3 separate regions of the Homo sapiens genome follow, and regions 2 and 3 are each linked to region 1. Evidence: chromatin contacts called from ENCODE Hi-C or POLR2A ChIA-PET data. All regions are on one chromosome and are shown on one strand. The core of a region is the stretch at or near the end of the contact, and the rest is flanking DNA. Distances in the headings are between cores, read along the strand shown.

The links. Hi-C counts contacts between places; a loop is a spot of excess contacts on that map. ChIA-PET counts read pairs that join two places held with the same protein, here RNA polymerase II (POLR2A). Pooled maps may share reads with other maps.
Region 2: a loop to region 1 is called in a pooled map, with 8 times the contacts of the local background. The contact joins the enhancer-like site here to the promoter of TARS1-DT in region 1. A Hi-C loop is called at or near these places in 1 of 37 single-sample maps with no recorded cell type and 6 of 50 pooled maps. POLR2A ChIA-PET finds 5 or more read pairs at or near these places in 1 of 52 experiments (activated CD4-positive, alpha-beta T cell).
Region 3: a map with no recorded cell type shows a loop between it and region 1 (10-fold over the local background). The contact joins the enhancer-like site here to the promoter of TARS1-DT in region 1. A Hi-C loop is called at or near these places in 1 of 37 single-sample maps with no recorded cell type and 3 of 50 pooled maps. POLR2A ChIA-PET finds 5 or more read pairs at or near these places in 2 of 52 experiments (HEK293 and OCI-LY7).

What each region holds. Positions count from the first base shown.
Region 1 is chr5:33,438,519-33,442,978 of GRCh38, reverse strand. It overlaps TARS1-DT (TARS1 divergent transcript), which reads left to right and starts at 2,345. Exons shown (of 3, transcript XR_001742630.2): 1 at 2,345-2,774. It overlaps TARS1 (threonyl-tRNA synthetase 1), which reads right to left and starts at 2,014. Exons shown (of 19, transcript NM_152295.5): 1 at 1,836-2,014. The coding sequence starts at 1,892. RefSeq lists enhancers at 906-1,492, 1,507-1,566, 1,827-2,016, 2,117-2,426, 2,081-2,668.
Region 2 is chr5:32,278,421-32,282,880 of GRCh38, reverse strand. The region is part of intron 1 of MTMR12 (myotubularin related protein 12); the gene reads left to right. Among named protein-coding and RNA genes, the nearest start is that of MTMR12, 32 kb to the left of the region's middle. RefSeq lists enhancers at 2,036-2,145, 2,166-2,215. Within about 2 kb of position 2,165, at least 5 of the 41 ENCODE cell types and tissues checked have a DNase peak (open chromatin) inside an H3K27ac peak, as active enhancers do.
Region 3 is chr5:34,496,574-34,501,033 of GRCh38, reverse strand. No RefSeq gene overlaps it. Among named protein-coding and RNA genes, the nearest start is that of RAI14-DT, 160 kb to the left of the region's middle. RefSeq lists enhancers at 1,206-1,275, 1,726-1,875. Within about 2 kb of position 1,798, at least 9 of the 41 ENCODE cell types and tissues checked have a DNase peak (open chromatin) inside an H3K27ac peak, as active enhancers do.

The DNA of each region.
Region 1 (4,460 bases), core at 1,096-3,595:
CACTCAGAACAGCACAGGGGTTATTAGTATTGGCTATAGGATACTGGGTTTGAGGAAGGAAAAAAACGGGGATACTGGGTTTGAGCAAGTTACTGTTCCTACGCCTGCTTTCTCATCTGTATAATGGAGATAATAACAGAACCCACTTCACAGCGTTATTAAGAAGACTGAATGAGGCCGGGCGCGGTGGATCACGCCTGTAATCCAAGAACTTTGGGAGGCCGAGACGGGCGGATCACGAGGTCAGGAGATCGAGACCATCCTGGCTAACACGGTGAAACCCCGTCTCTACTAAAAATACAAAAAATTAGCCAGGCCTGGTGGCTGAGGCAGGAGAATGGCATGAACCCGGGAGGTGGAGCTTGCAGTGAGCCGAGATCGCACCACGGCACTCCAGCCTGAGTGACAGAGCGAGACTCCGTCTCAAAAAAAAGAAGACTGAATGAGTTAATTCATGGAATGCATTAATACAGTGCCAAACTCGTATTTAGTACTCAAAATAAATATTAACTATTGTATAATTATTACAGGAAGGAAAAATTACATATGTGTTAACCATACATATCACGTCCAATTAAGAATAGCACAGGAGAATATTTATGGACATGGAAAGTTGTTGACCACATTCTATTAAGCAAAAAAAAAAAAAAAAAAAAAAGTTACAAAACAGTAAAAATATCATTTTATGTGAAAAAAATCTACGTATAGTCACCATTTATCATCTAGAATTAAATTTACATAGTTAGAATGTGCCCGTATGCAGTTTCTCCATTCAATCTCGAGTGGACAATCAAGAAAAAAATTTGGCTTTTAAGTGAACTGTCCTGTCACAGACTTGGGATAGAGGATCCCTTAGCTGAAGACGTCACCACTTCTCACTTGGACTATTACAACAGCCTTCTGCATGTGGCCTAACCTTCTATCCCAATGCCAGCGTGACTTTTACAAATACAATCTTCCTGCTTAAGATCCTTCATGTATAGAATACAAGTTTCAAACATCCTTGTTGCCTAAGATCCTTCTGATTACTGTTCCTTTAACCCTTCTGGCATATCTCTTGCAAACAACCCGAAAGACAATTCACCTGCGTGCCCCTTTTCACTGCCTTCCCTACCTTTACGTGGGAAGCCCCGTCCTGCCTGTTTACCTGGTGAAATCATTCTTCCAAACTAAATTCTAAAGTGCCTTCCTAAACTTCCTCTTCTGTAATACCACAAGGTTGATCACAAAGCACTAGGGCTGTTTTCCTGTCTCTTACACATCAGCCTGTGAGGCCCTCAAAGTCGGGGAACTGGGCCCTATTCATCTTCCCACATGCACCGCCCAGATCAGTGCCGGGCAAAATGTATACTTAACCACCCAAACTTGGACAAGCTGGGTCAGATCTCGGGCACTCGGTTTTCCTTTCCTTAAAATGGAGCTCTTTACCCCCGCAGGATCTTAGGAGATTGATTAAATAAGGCTCTGCAATGTGTTTCCCGCTTACAGTAAGCCATAAACGCAAGTTTGGAAGCCTCAAGCCTAAGATTCTGATTCTGTCTCCGCGTCTAACTACTGTAGATGTGAGGCTCTGAACAAGTCGCTCACTCAAGGTCTGTTTCCTCATCTGTAAAGAGAATGGACCCACAGATGAACTGCAAGGCCCCACCCTAATTTATGAATGGATGGTTCCCAAAGGGGGTTCCGACTTTCCAGGAGTCCCACCATCCCCCACTTCTCCGACCCACGCGGTCCCGGCCGCTTCCTGCTTCCTGCCCCCCGCTCCCGCCGCGAGCGTAGCGTCTGCACCCACTAGAGTCCCAGGCTGGTCTCTGGGTCCCACCAAGTTTGCTCACCGGCTTCTCCTCGCCTCCCATCTTCCCTGAAGGACTGCTGGCCTTCTCCTCAAACATTGGCGAACGACGAAGCGATGAGAGAACCCGAAAGCGACGGCCTAGAGGAGAGGAGCCAAGAGGCGGGTGGGAGGTGGGCTAGCGCCCGGGACTTGGCCTCGGCTGGACCAGCTGATGCAATCGAAAGGCGCCCTAACCCCGCCCCCAACTTGCGGCGGAACGAGCAGCCAATGGATAACGGGGGAAGGCGGGCCCTCCCTCCTCTAAGCCAGTGGAAAATCTTTTCGGGTGACAGAGCCCTTCTAGGAAATCAGGTCGCGGAGGGTGAGGAGGAGCAACTGCAGAAGCTACATGCCTACTCTCCGCTGACCTTGGTCTGGACGCTTTCCAGAGTCAAGTCCCCAATGCGCGTGCGCCTTTCCTCCCTTCTGACTTTATGTGGAACAATCATGGACCTTCCCGGACACCGTAGATAATAAGTAGGTCTTGGTCTAAACTTCCGGGAAGTTTTCGGCGACCTGGATACCATCTTCGACACGGGGACAAATCCCGGGATGGAGTCCAGGGTTTCCCGCGGCTTCGGCGCTTCCTGACCTGGCGTGACTGCCGACTTGTCGGCACCACCCAGGCCTCAGGCTCCCTGTCTGTAGTGGTGAATCGACCTTCCTCATGGCAGTCCAGGCTTCCCAAGCCCCATGTCCTGTTGATCCGGGACAAACTCTTCCTTGAACGTTCTTCACTACGAGCCGCTGCTGATCTGTACTGCCTGGAGGAGCATTTCCATAGCGCCCGCAAAAATACAATAAAGCTCACCCAAGGAAATAACCATGGATTCTCACGCCTGGGTGCCAGTGTTTGGAATCGACTGGGCTTTTTTATGTTAGTAGGCAATTTAAAACAATTACTTATTTGAAATCAGAAGCGCAATAGGCATAACTTCAGGTACGTGCTCCACCACCACGTTTTGTGGATTTTTCTTTTTAAACATCAGTTCTGTTCTCTACAACTCTCCGCCTTCAGGGTTATACTTTCCAGGAACAATAGCTTCCCAATTCGGCTTTGTGCATCCATTTTTCATACAGCATCGTTGTAGTCTTCAAATACAAATATGATCACGGCAATCTGCTGAAAAATCTTTGGTGGCTTTCCCTTGCTCTTGGACAATCCCTGATTGTCCAAGTTTTCGGCTTCATCTCGTTCGCCCACCATACACTGAACTATAAACTGTAGTGGCTTTTTTTCCTCAGGTCTTCCCACAGACTAAGTACCAAGATTTTTCCACCCTACCCTCATCCGTGCTCATTCCGACACACTTTTTGCCTGTTTGACACCTCATTTATTGTCAGATTTCAAGAATCGTTTTCTTCGGGGAACCATTTCTTGACTCCCTTACTGGATGAAACAAGCCTCCCTGTTAAACAGTGTTGGAGGCGCAGAAACATACCCCCAAATAATGGCGTTTTGACATCTGAACTGAAGAAGCCTCAAGGTCCCACTCCCCTAAATCCCCACGCCATCTCTGCCAAAGCAAAGGATAAAGTTTAGACACATCACAAGGAACATAATTGTTTTTGTTGCCTCCCTGTAAGACCAAGAATGTAGTAATCACACCTGAGCAGACCCTTTCACAAGATGTTGTACAAATTAATGTGTTCCTGATACATTCATTCTCCTTTGTAATCCCTCAACAGAATTCCTCTTCTCCCTATCATAACCTGTGTCGCTGGGATTGTATCCACAAGCTTCTGAAGCCCTCTGAGGGGTGGGTAATCACGCTGTGATTCTTCCTGTGTATACACGTTAAGTAAATTTGTATGTTTTTTCTATTAATGTTCCTCATGTTAGTGATTTTCAGCCAAACCTCAGAGGGCCAAGGAGAAAGGTCCCCTTGGCGCTTACAATAGTGTCTGCTGGTAGTTTCATGTGGTTCTTGGTAGAACTTACCGGTTCAACTTGTTCTTTCACTATGTGTGTATTTAGAGCTAAGCAAGTTTACTATATATGTGTATATATATATATATATACACACACACACACATATACACATACGTATATGTATATACATATATTATATATATATATATGCACAGTAATGGTTCTGATCAGTTGGCCTAAGAGTACACCCTATGTGGGGCTTCACGTACTGCTACACTCACAGGCAGAATTGGGGGTTGTTTTTCTGTCCAGAGTGATTGATCCTGATTACAAGGGGACAAGCGGGTTTCTTCTACATAAAGGAGAATTTTGTCAAGAACCCAGGAGATTCACTGAGACCTTTTTTAGTACTTCCTTGTCTAATGTTTCGCTGTTGGAAAACTCTGGGAACCCAACAAAGACAAGGAAGGAAGGAAGGTTTGGGCTATCCTTCTAGGTAAAGAATCTAGTCTAGCGAGGTCCTGACAAAGGCTAAGGGTAACTTGAAAAGGTGCTAGGAGAACAGAGTTATGCAATATTAGCTACCTAATTTGCAGATTACATATATATGTATACACATATACATATGTGTGTGTGTGTGTGTGTGTGTGTATATATATATAACTGCTCTTTAGCTGACACCTTGATTTTAATAATAGTCCTTTTCTTTTCTTTTTTCTTTGAGATGAGGTCTTGCTCCATTACCCAGGCTGG
Region 2 (4,460 bases), core at 916-3,415, 1.2 Mb after region 1:
TCTTTCTTTGTTTTTCTTGTGGAGTTCAAAAAGCGATTGTGAAATATAGGGATGAAGAGACTACAGACATTGCCAGTGAATACTCTCCGTTCCGTCCTTCCTACCCACCCAAACAGGTAACTTGTGAAAATCAAATTCAAAGAAAAACTCCAATTAAACTTATTTTTGAGGCAAGGATTTCTTTATGATTCTTATTTGTATACCCTGATTTTTTGGAGTCCTCTAGGTTATTTCTCTTCTTGGGACTGGTTTGGATTTTTGTTTGAGGGGGGAAGCAGTTGATAGTGGTGATGATGGTTATTTGTTTTTTACCTGAGTTGATTATCTGTAAGACTTGCATAGTGTATATTTATAATTTTTTTGAAGTGTTAACCAGAAAGGATTAGATACTCATGATGATTTTTATTTTTTATTTTATTTATTTATTTATTTATTTATTTATTTATTTATTTATTTATTTTAGATGGAGTCTTGCTCTGTCGCCCAGGCTGGAGTGCAGTGGCACAATCTCGGCTCACTGTAAGCCCCGCCTCCCGGGCTCACGCCATTCTCCTGCCTCAGCCTCCAGAGTAGCTGGACTACAGGCACCCGCCACCACACCTGGCTAATTTTTGGTATTGTTAGTAGAGACGGGGTTTCACCAGCTAATTTTTTGTATTTTTAGTAGAGACGGGGTTTCACCATGTTAGCCAGGATGATCTCGATCTCCTGACCTCGTGATCCGTCCGCCTCGCCCTCCCAAAGTGCCAGGATTACAGGCATGAGCCACCGCACCCAGCCTGATGCTCGTGATGATTGAGTACAGTGTGGCACCTTAAATTCCAGTGCTCCAGTGGTTATATAGGTTTCTATTCTCAATTTGTTACCACCTTTTAGCAACTTGATCTACTGTCAACAAAATTAGTAGCTGAGAAAGCTTTTTTGTGTGTGCATGCCCAAGCAGGTCCTTCCTCTCGGATGTGGTCTCTTTTTTTTTTTTTTGAGACGGAGTCTCGCACTGTCTCCCAGGCTGGAGTGCAATGGTATGATCTCAGCTCACTGCAGCCTCCACCTCCCAGGTTCAAGTGACTCTCCTGCCTCAGCCTCCTGAGTAGCTGGGATTATAGGCATGCATCACCATGCCTGGCTAATTTTTATATTTTCAGTAGAGACGGGGTTTCAGCACGTTGGTCAGGCTGGTCTCGAACTCCTGACTTTGTGATCCACCCGCCCCAGCCTCCCAGAGTGCTGGGATTACAGGCATGAGCCACCACGCCCGGCCCAGATGTGGTTTCTTAAGAAAGCCATTGGTCTACTTTTTTGGTCTTGCAGAGGGTTCAAAGTGCTTTCTATTGCAAAAGATAAGATGCATAATGACCAGACATAAATCATGGTGTGCTGCTAGAAGATAAATCCTATTAATAGAAAAATGCTATTTCCTTTACCCTGGCTTCAGATATTCCTAATGTAGTTAAAGTCTTACAGATTTAGGGCCAACTTCAGTGTTGCTAATTTCAGGAATTCCTGATCCACAGAAAAAAGAATTGTGAGCCTGAGTAGAGTCAATTTAGTTTAATATGGGAAACAAGATTGGGAGAAAAGTAGAAGTTACTAGTCTCATGTAACAGTTTTTTTTGTTTTTTTTTTTTTTTTAATGATAGAGTCTCCTTCTGTTGCCCAGGCTGGAGTGCAGTGGCACGATCTCAGCTCACTGCAACCTCCACCTCCCGGGTTCAAGCTATTTTCGTGCCTCAGCCTCCCGAGTAGCTGGGATTACAGGCACATGCTGCCGCATCCTGCCAATTTTTGTATTTTCAGTAGAGACGTGGTTTTACCATGTTGGCCAGGCTGTTCTCAAACTCCTGGCCTCAAGTGATCCACCCACCTCAGCCTCCCAAAGTGCTGTGATTACTGGTGTGAGCCACCACACCCTGCCGAGAGATTCTTGAATAATTCCCCTACTCTTTGTTTACTCATGAAAGGAAATCAAGCAGAAGCACAGATCCTGCTACCCCCAACAACTATAACAAATTACATGACCAAGTACCTGTGTCACCGAAGTTATGTATGTATCTCTTAAAGCTCTCATACTAGGTAGTATTGTTTCCATTTTAGTATATCGGAGGAAACTGAAACTGACACTCAGTCAGTTTAAATGACAAGACCAAAGTCACATCTGTGGATGCCAGAGCCATATTTGGACTGTGGCCCCAGGTCGGTATTCTTTCTGTTTTTAGTACATGCACAGAGAAAATATTGGAGAAACATAGAGAAAGACAAAAACTTAAATTATTAGTACTATGCTGTATAAAAAATACAACTTTCTACTTAAAAAAATTTTGTTTTAAGATATACATGGATACCTACCTAATATGTAGATGCAAATTCATTTTTCTCCCTCAGATTTTCTACTTAGCTGGAAAAAAATGAGTATTAAGTGTTCATTCTAGAAAAGTAGGGCAGCTTTTAGGAAATGAAATGTCTGTGTTATGTCCTTTTAGCACTGTGTCAAATGCAATGGAAAGAAATTGTTTTGGAACCTTTAGAGATGTTGCTTCTTAGAGTTTGTCCCTCTGGCTGGATAAAATTAATCTGAGAACAACAATTTCAGTTTTTGATTTAAAGCTGATAGGAGCATTTATAAGCATTTTGACCTATGAGAGCTTCATTGTACCCCCACACACCCTAGTTCTTTTCAAGATCTTTCTGGCAGGGCCCTACCCTTTTTCTACCTCTCCTAAGGTGCCCCAGGATCATCACACATTTGAGATGATGTGCACTCTGAATGTGAACTTGGTAAGAGTCCAAAGAATTGACTTTTCAAGAACCAGTGAAGTAAATACCACCAGGCTGCCTCTCAGCAAGTCCTCAAGAGTGGTAGTTGACTTTAACATCCATGTGCTTTTGTCCTGTATGTCCCCAGCCCCTAGACTGCGGACTGGTACTAGTCTGTGCCAGCACTGCAGGAGTTGAATGTAGGAGTAGGGGGCAGCAAGGATTACCTCCTGAGTTCCACCTCCTGTGGGATCAGTGGCGGCATTAGATTCTTATAGGAGCATGAACCCTATTGTGAACTGCACATGCAAGAGATCCAGGTTGCACGCTCCCTATGAGAATCTAAGTAATGTCTAATGACCTGAGGTAGAACAGTTTCATCCCAAAATCATCCCCTGCCCCCCTGCCAGGTCCGTGGAAAAATTGTCTTCCGTGAAACCAACACCTAGCTCCAAAAGTTTGGGGAATGCTGCTGTGTGTGGCAGATCCTTGAATGTGAAGTAGTTCTCCTAACGGAATTTTTCTTATTTGTTCTGATCAGTTTTGTGGTAAGAGTTTCCTTTACAAGCAATGGATGCTACATTGATTTTCTCTTTTGCAATGGGAAACTGGAGACCATGTTTGTTAGAATTGGTACATAGCAGCGAAGAATGTAGGCTCTGAGTTCAATGGAGCTTGCAGATCCTTGGTTAGTAACTTTTTTTTTTGAGACACGGTTTTGCTCTGTTTCTCAGGCTGGAATGCAGTGGTGCAGTCATGGCTCACTGCAGCCTTGACCTCCTGGCCTCAAGTGATCTTTTCACCTCAGCCTCCCAGGTACCTGGGACTTCAGGTGTGTACTACCATACCTGGATGATTTTTTAATTTTTTTGTTTGTTTGTTTTGTAGAGATGAGTCTCACTCTGTTTCCTAAGCCCGTCTCAAATTCCTGGGCTCAAGCAGTCCTCCCACCTCGGCCTCCCAAAGTGTTGGGATTGTAGGTGTGAGTTGCTGTGCCCAGCCATAACTTACTTTTTTTTTTTTTTTTTTTTTTTTTTTTTTTTTTTTTTTGAGACAGAGTTTCGCTCTTGTTGCCCAGGCCGGAGTGCAAAGGCACAATCTCGGCTCACTGCAACCTCTGCCTCTCGGGTTCAAGTGATTCTCCTGCCTCAGCCTCCCGAGTAGCTGGGATTACAGGCATGCACCAACACCCCGGCTAATTTTGTATTTTTAGTAGAGACGGGGTTTCTCCATGTTGGTCAGGCTGGTCTGGAACTCCTGACCTCAGGTGATCCGTCCACCTCGGCCTCCCAAAGTGCTGGGATTACAGGCGTGAGCCACCACACCTGGCCAAGAATTTTTAAATTACCAAAACAGTCGTAGCTTTTAACATGCAGGAATAGTTCCTCTTGCTTAAGCCCCAGACCAGTACATCAGAATCATCTGGGGAGCTTTTTACAAAATCAGAGAGCCAGCCTGCATCCCTGCACTATAAGTCCGCAGGCTTATGGGTGCCAGAGAGTGTTTAGATAACAAGCTTCCCACGTGATCTGACCACACTGCCTCAGAGGGACTTGGTTTACTGGCATCTTAGTCACCTCCAATTTATACCATGCTCAAAAATGAGTTCTCAGGAAAAGCCCTAACATTCTTCTTCAGCCTCAAGATAGGCTGTACCCAAGTTTCTTCTAATGCCATATTTCAGTCTGAATTAACAAATTCAGAAA
Region 3 (4,460 bases), core at 549-3,048, 1.1 Mb before region 1:
TGGCATACGGTGTTTCTTAAAATATAAGATATGAAGAGCAGGCTATTTAAAGCTTGCATACACATTATTAAAATTCAACATTAACTGCCACAATAGTTTGAAACTTAGACCAACAAAAGGTTGCTTTACTGATATCGTTTAGATTTGCCAGTGCTTGGTGTTAATAAAAGCAGATCAATTTGGTGTGGGTTTCATTATTGCTTTTAAAGTCTCTCTGGGTCATGCCTGCACTGGGGTGGACTGCTCCCCTGCCCGCCCGTGGCCCACTGCTTCATTGAGCCCATCTTTTGGGTGTTTTCTGTCATAACTTCTGCTTGCTCAATTTTCTGCTTACTCATAACTTCGCCTCTCACAAGATCTTGTGAGCTGCTCTCACCAGTCCTTACCTTCCTACTTTGGGTCCCATTGTCTCCTTTCTTAATCTCCCAGAATGACGTAATTCAAATCCCTGCAAGAGAGACTTTTATTTGGCCAGCACATCTTTTGGAGCAGACAATATCACTGGCTTTCAGCTAGACGGTGCATTGACCCTATTGGCTCTGGTAACCAGAGGAGGATGGGTTCACTGACCCAAATCATGCCTGTCCAGAAGGGGCTCTGTGCAACACAGTTTCCGGGATTGGTGAGTGTAATGCCCGGAAAGTTTGAACATGCATAGAAATCCCTAAGGCAAACAAGAATTTATTTGTAATATAGTAGATAGAGCGCTGGATGTGGAGTCAGGTGTACCTGGTCTTAAATCCGCTCTGTGATGTTTTTGCAAGTCTGATATTTCCTCATCCTTAGTTTGCTTGTAGCGAAATAGGTGTTTTGGCTGGACGTGGTGGCTCATGCCTGTAATCCCAGCACTTTGGGAGGCTGGGGCGGGTGGATCACCTGAAGTCAGGAGTTCGAGACCAGCCTGACCAACATGGTGAAACCCCGTCTCTACTAAAAATGTGAAAATTAGCCGGGCGTGGTGGTGCACTCCTGTAATCTCAGCTACTCAGGAGGCTGCGGCAGGAGAATCACCTGAACCTGGGAGGTGGAGGTTGCCGTGAGCCAAGATCGTGCCATTGCACTCCAGCCTGGGAAACAAGAGTGAAACTCTGTCTTGGAAAAATAAAAAATAAATAAATAAATAAAAACAGATGCTTCATTTAGGTAGAGAATGCAAGCCCTAAAACTTAAAAATGCTGAAACGAAGTCATAGCAAGAAGTCTAGCTGTGGGTGGCTGCCGGCATTGGTTCAGGGTCAGCTTCTCAGAGCATCTCTTGGCCTTTCTCCTATACTTGTCCCACCACAGTTGCATGATGGCTTTTACAGCTGTAGACATCCTGTCCTTCTCCAGATAGGAAGAAAGGGGAGGTGGTGATGAGCCCATGGACCCAAGTTTATGCCTATTAGGAAAAGCGAAGGGCTCCCCAGACTCCCAGCAGATTTGCACTGATGTCTCTTCTGCCAAGGCAGTGTACAAGGCCACCCCTGGCTACAGGGCAGGCTAGGACAGGGGTATTTGTGTGGGGCTAGACATAGGTTTCCCAGAACAAAACTGAGATTATACCAGCAGAAACACAGGAGAGGGGACAGGCATTAGGAAGGTGGGTGGGATATCGCAAAGGGGTTAAATCTATCTGATCTGTTTCCTTCCAGGGTGGTTGTGAGGATTAGACATTTGTGAAATGTGCTATGGGGTTGTATTAGTCCATTCTCACACTGCTATAAAAAGCTGCCTGAGACTGAGTCATTTATAAACAAAAGAGGGTTAATTGACTCATAGCTCTGCATGGCTGGGGAGGTTTCAGAAAACTTACAATCATGGTGGAAGGCAAAGGGGAAGCAAGTACTTTCTTCACAAGGCAGCAGGAGAGACAGGAAGTACCACACTTTAAAACCACCAGCTCTGGTGAGAACTCACTCACTATCACGAGACCAGCATGGGGAAAATCACCCCCATGATCCAATCACTTCCCACCAGGTCCCTCCGTCAACATATGGGGATTACAATTTGAGATGAGATTTCGGTGGGGAAGCAGAGCCACATCATATCAGGGGCCCTTCTCAAAATGAAAACATGAAGCTCCCCTACTTGATCATTCTATTTCCTATGGCTGTTTTCCTAAAGATCGGCCCTTTTTTCCACTTTACTTTGAGAACCACCAAACAAAATTGAGTCTGGCCTGACACTGCGTACCCTTTTCCCTTGCAACCTCATCTCTTCATGTGCCCTTTGCCCTCTGATGACTCTAACCTCTTTCGAAGGTCCTTGAATTCACTAAGATTTGTTTACTCAAGGGCCTTTACTTTTGCAATTTTCCCTGCTTGGAGCAATCTTCCTCCTTTCTGTTCCTTCTGCAGAGAAGTCTACCCTGACTCTCAACCAATGTGAAAAATCCCCTTGCTCTTTCCTGGCTTTCTTTCAGAGTGCCGAGCACAGTCTTCATTTCTGGATAGTCTATTGATTAGCATTTATCTGCTTGAAAGGCAGCCTAACTGTAGCATTTGAGGGCCTGAGTGCTGGAGCTAGACTACCTGGATTTAAGCGCTTCCCAGCTGTGTGATCCCGGGAAAGTTATTTTAATGTCTGGTGCCTCAGTTTCCTCATCTGTAAAAATAGAGATATTAATATCACCTACTTCATAGGGTTGTGGAGGGGATTAACTGTTTATATTTGTAAAGTGCTTAGAGCAGTGCTCTGTGCATAGCAGAGATTATGCGAGTATTACATAAATAAAAGAAATAATACCTGTTTCCTCCACGATACTGTGTGATCTATAAAGAGGAGAACTGTATCTGTTCTTTCACTGTAGTGGTTAGCACAGTGCCAGGCCATGTTATTGTTGTTGTTGCTGTTGTTTTACATCCAGCGAGTATTAAATATTTGCCAAATAAATGAATAAAGAAATAAATAACTGAGTGATGTTCTAAATTGGAGTGGGAGTAGAACAACGTTGCAACATCTCAGGGTTTCAGAAAATATTATTTAAGAAGTAGAAGGCTGGGTGCAGTGGCTCATGCCTGTAATCGCAGCACTTTGAGAGGCCGAGGTGGGTGGATCACCTGAGGTCAGGAGTTCGAAATCAGCCTGGCCAACATGGCAAAACTCTGTCTCTACTAAAAATTCAAAAATTAGCTGGACATTGTGGCACATGCCTGTAATCCCAGCTACTCAGGAGGCTGAGGCAGGAGAATCACTTGAACCCGGGAGACAGAGGTTGCAGTGAGCTGAGATCGCGCCATTGCACTCCAGCCTGGGCAACAAGAGCAAAACTCTGTTTCAAAAAAAAAAAAAAAAAGAAGTAGAAGTTTCTAGCTCCATTGGGAGTTGAATTCCTGCCTGTGGGGTTTGTTGGAACTGAATCTTCCATGACAAAGTGTGGGACTGGTGTGGACCATCAGTAGAATCATTGCTTCCCCGCTTCTCCTTGCTTCCCCGCTTACAGTAATTGCCTCCTCTTGGAGAACTGCTAGGTCTCAGACCACCTAGGAAGTGGAATTGAGACCCTGTGAGACCGATGCACAGGCTCCCACCCATGTGGAAAGCTGCAGCCCTGATTAGGTGTTTGGCTGGCTGACCCCACCACCCTTGGGACCGCGGTTTCCCTGAGTAGCTTGAGCTCTGGCCCTGGTCACGACTCAGGGTTGTTCTGACCCTCTCAGAAGAGAATTTTCCAAAACCCCAAACAACGACAGCTTTATGGGCCAGCTGCACTCTGTTCCCTTTGAGAGGCAACCAGAGCTCTTAAATCACATGAAAAACACATCCAAGTTGTGCTGTGGGGACTCACATCAGGCAACTGGCTGCTCTACTCAATTCTTGTCCAACACTAGGTCTCCAAGGAGCCATTTGAAGCCCAGTCAAATAGACCTCGATCACCCTGGCTGGCTGCCAGAGCCTGATGGTCCTCTGCCTTCAGAGCCTCTGCAGCGTGAGCGCTGGACAATTTCCTGTGGCCCATGGTCTCCCCAGCCAGGTTAACGTTCAGCCTCCCTGTCTTCTGGATCCCACCTTGTTTTTCTGTTTTGTTTGCTGAACGGCCTCAGGGTTTCCCCTTTCCTGCTCCAGCCCATCTGGAAGTCTCTTTATTAACAGTTTATTTGCAAGCTCATGGTGGTCTATGAACTTGTCTGAAATTTCCTGGAAAAGAAACAACTGCTTGAGTCCCAGGGGAACCTTCTGTCAGTCTCTCCTCAGACAATTCTGAGTGGCTATTCATGTGGTATGTGGCTACTCCTCCCCTTTCACCCACCCCCACACACCTTGAAAACAGCCTCCAGCTCCAATAAAAACATTTCAGAAGTCCTGACAGAGAGCAAAGACTGCGTTCTACTCCTAAAAGAGTGTAGCCTGCAATGGTACCGAGTATGTGGGGGATGCCACCTTCTAGGTGGGCTCTTCAAGGATAGTTTGAGGAGAAATCCTAGGCGAGCCTTTTAGAAGCTATTACTTGCCGTTTGTTGGCTTGTGAGCGAGAATTTC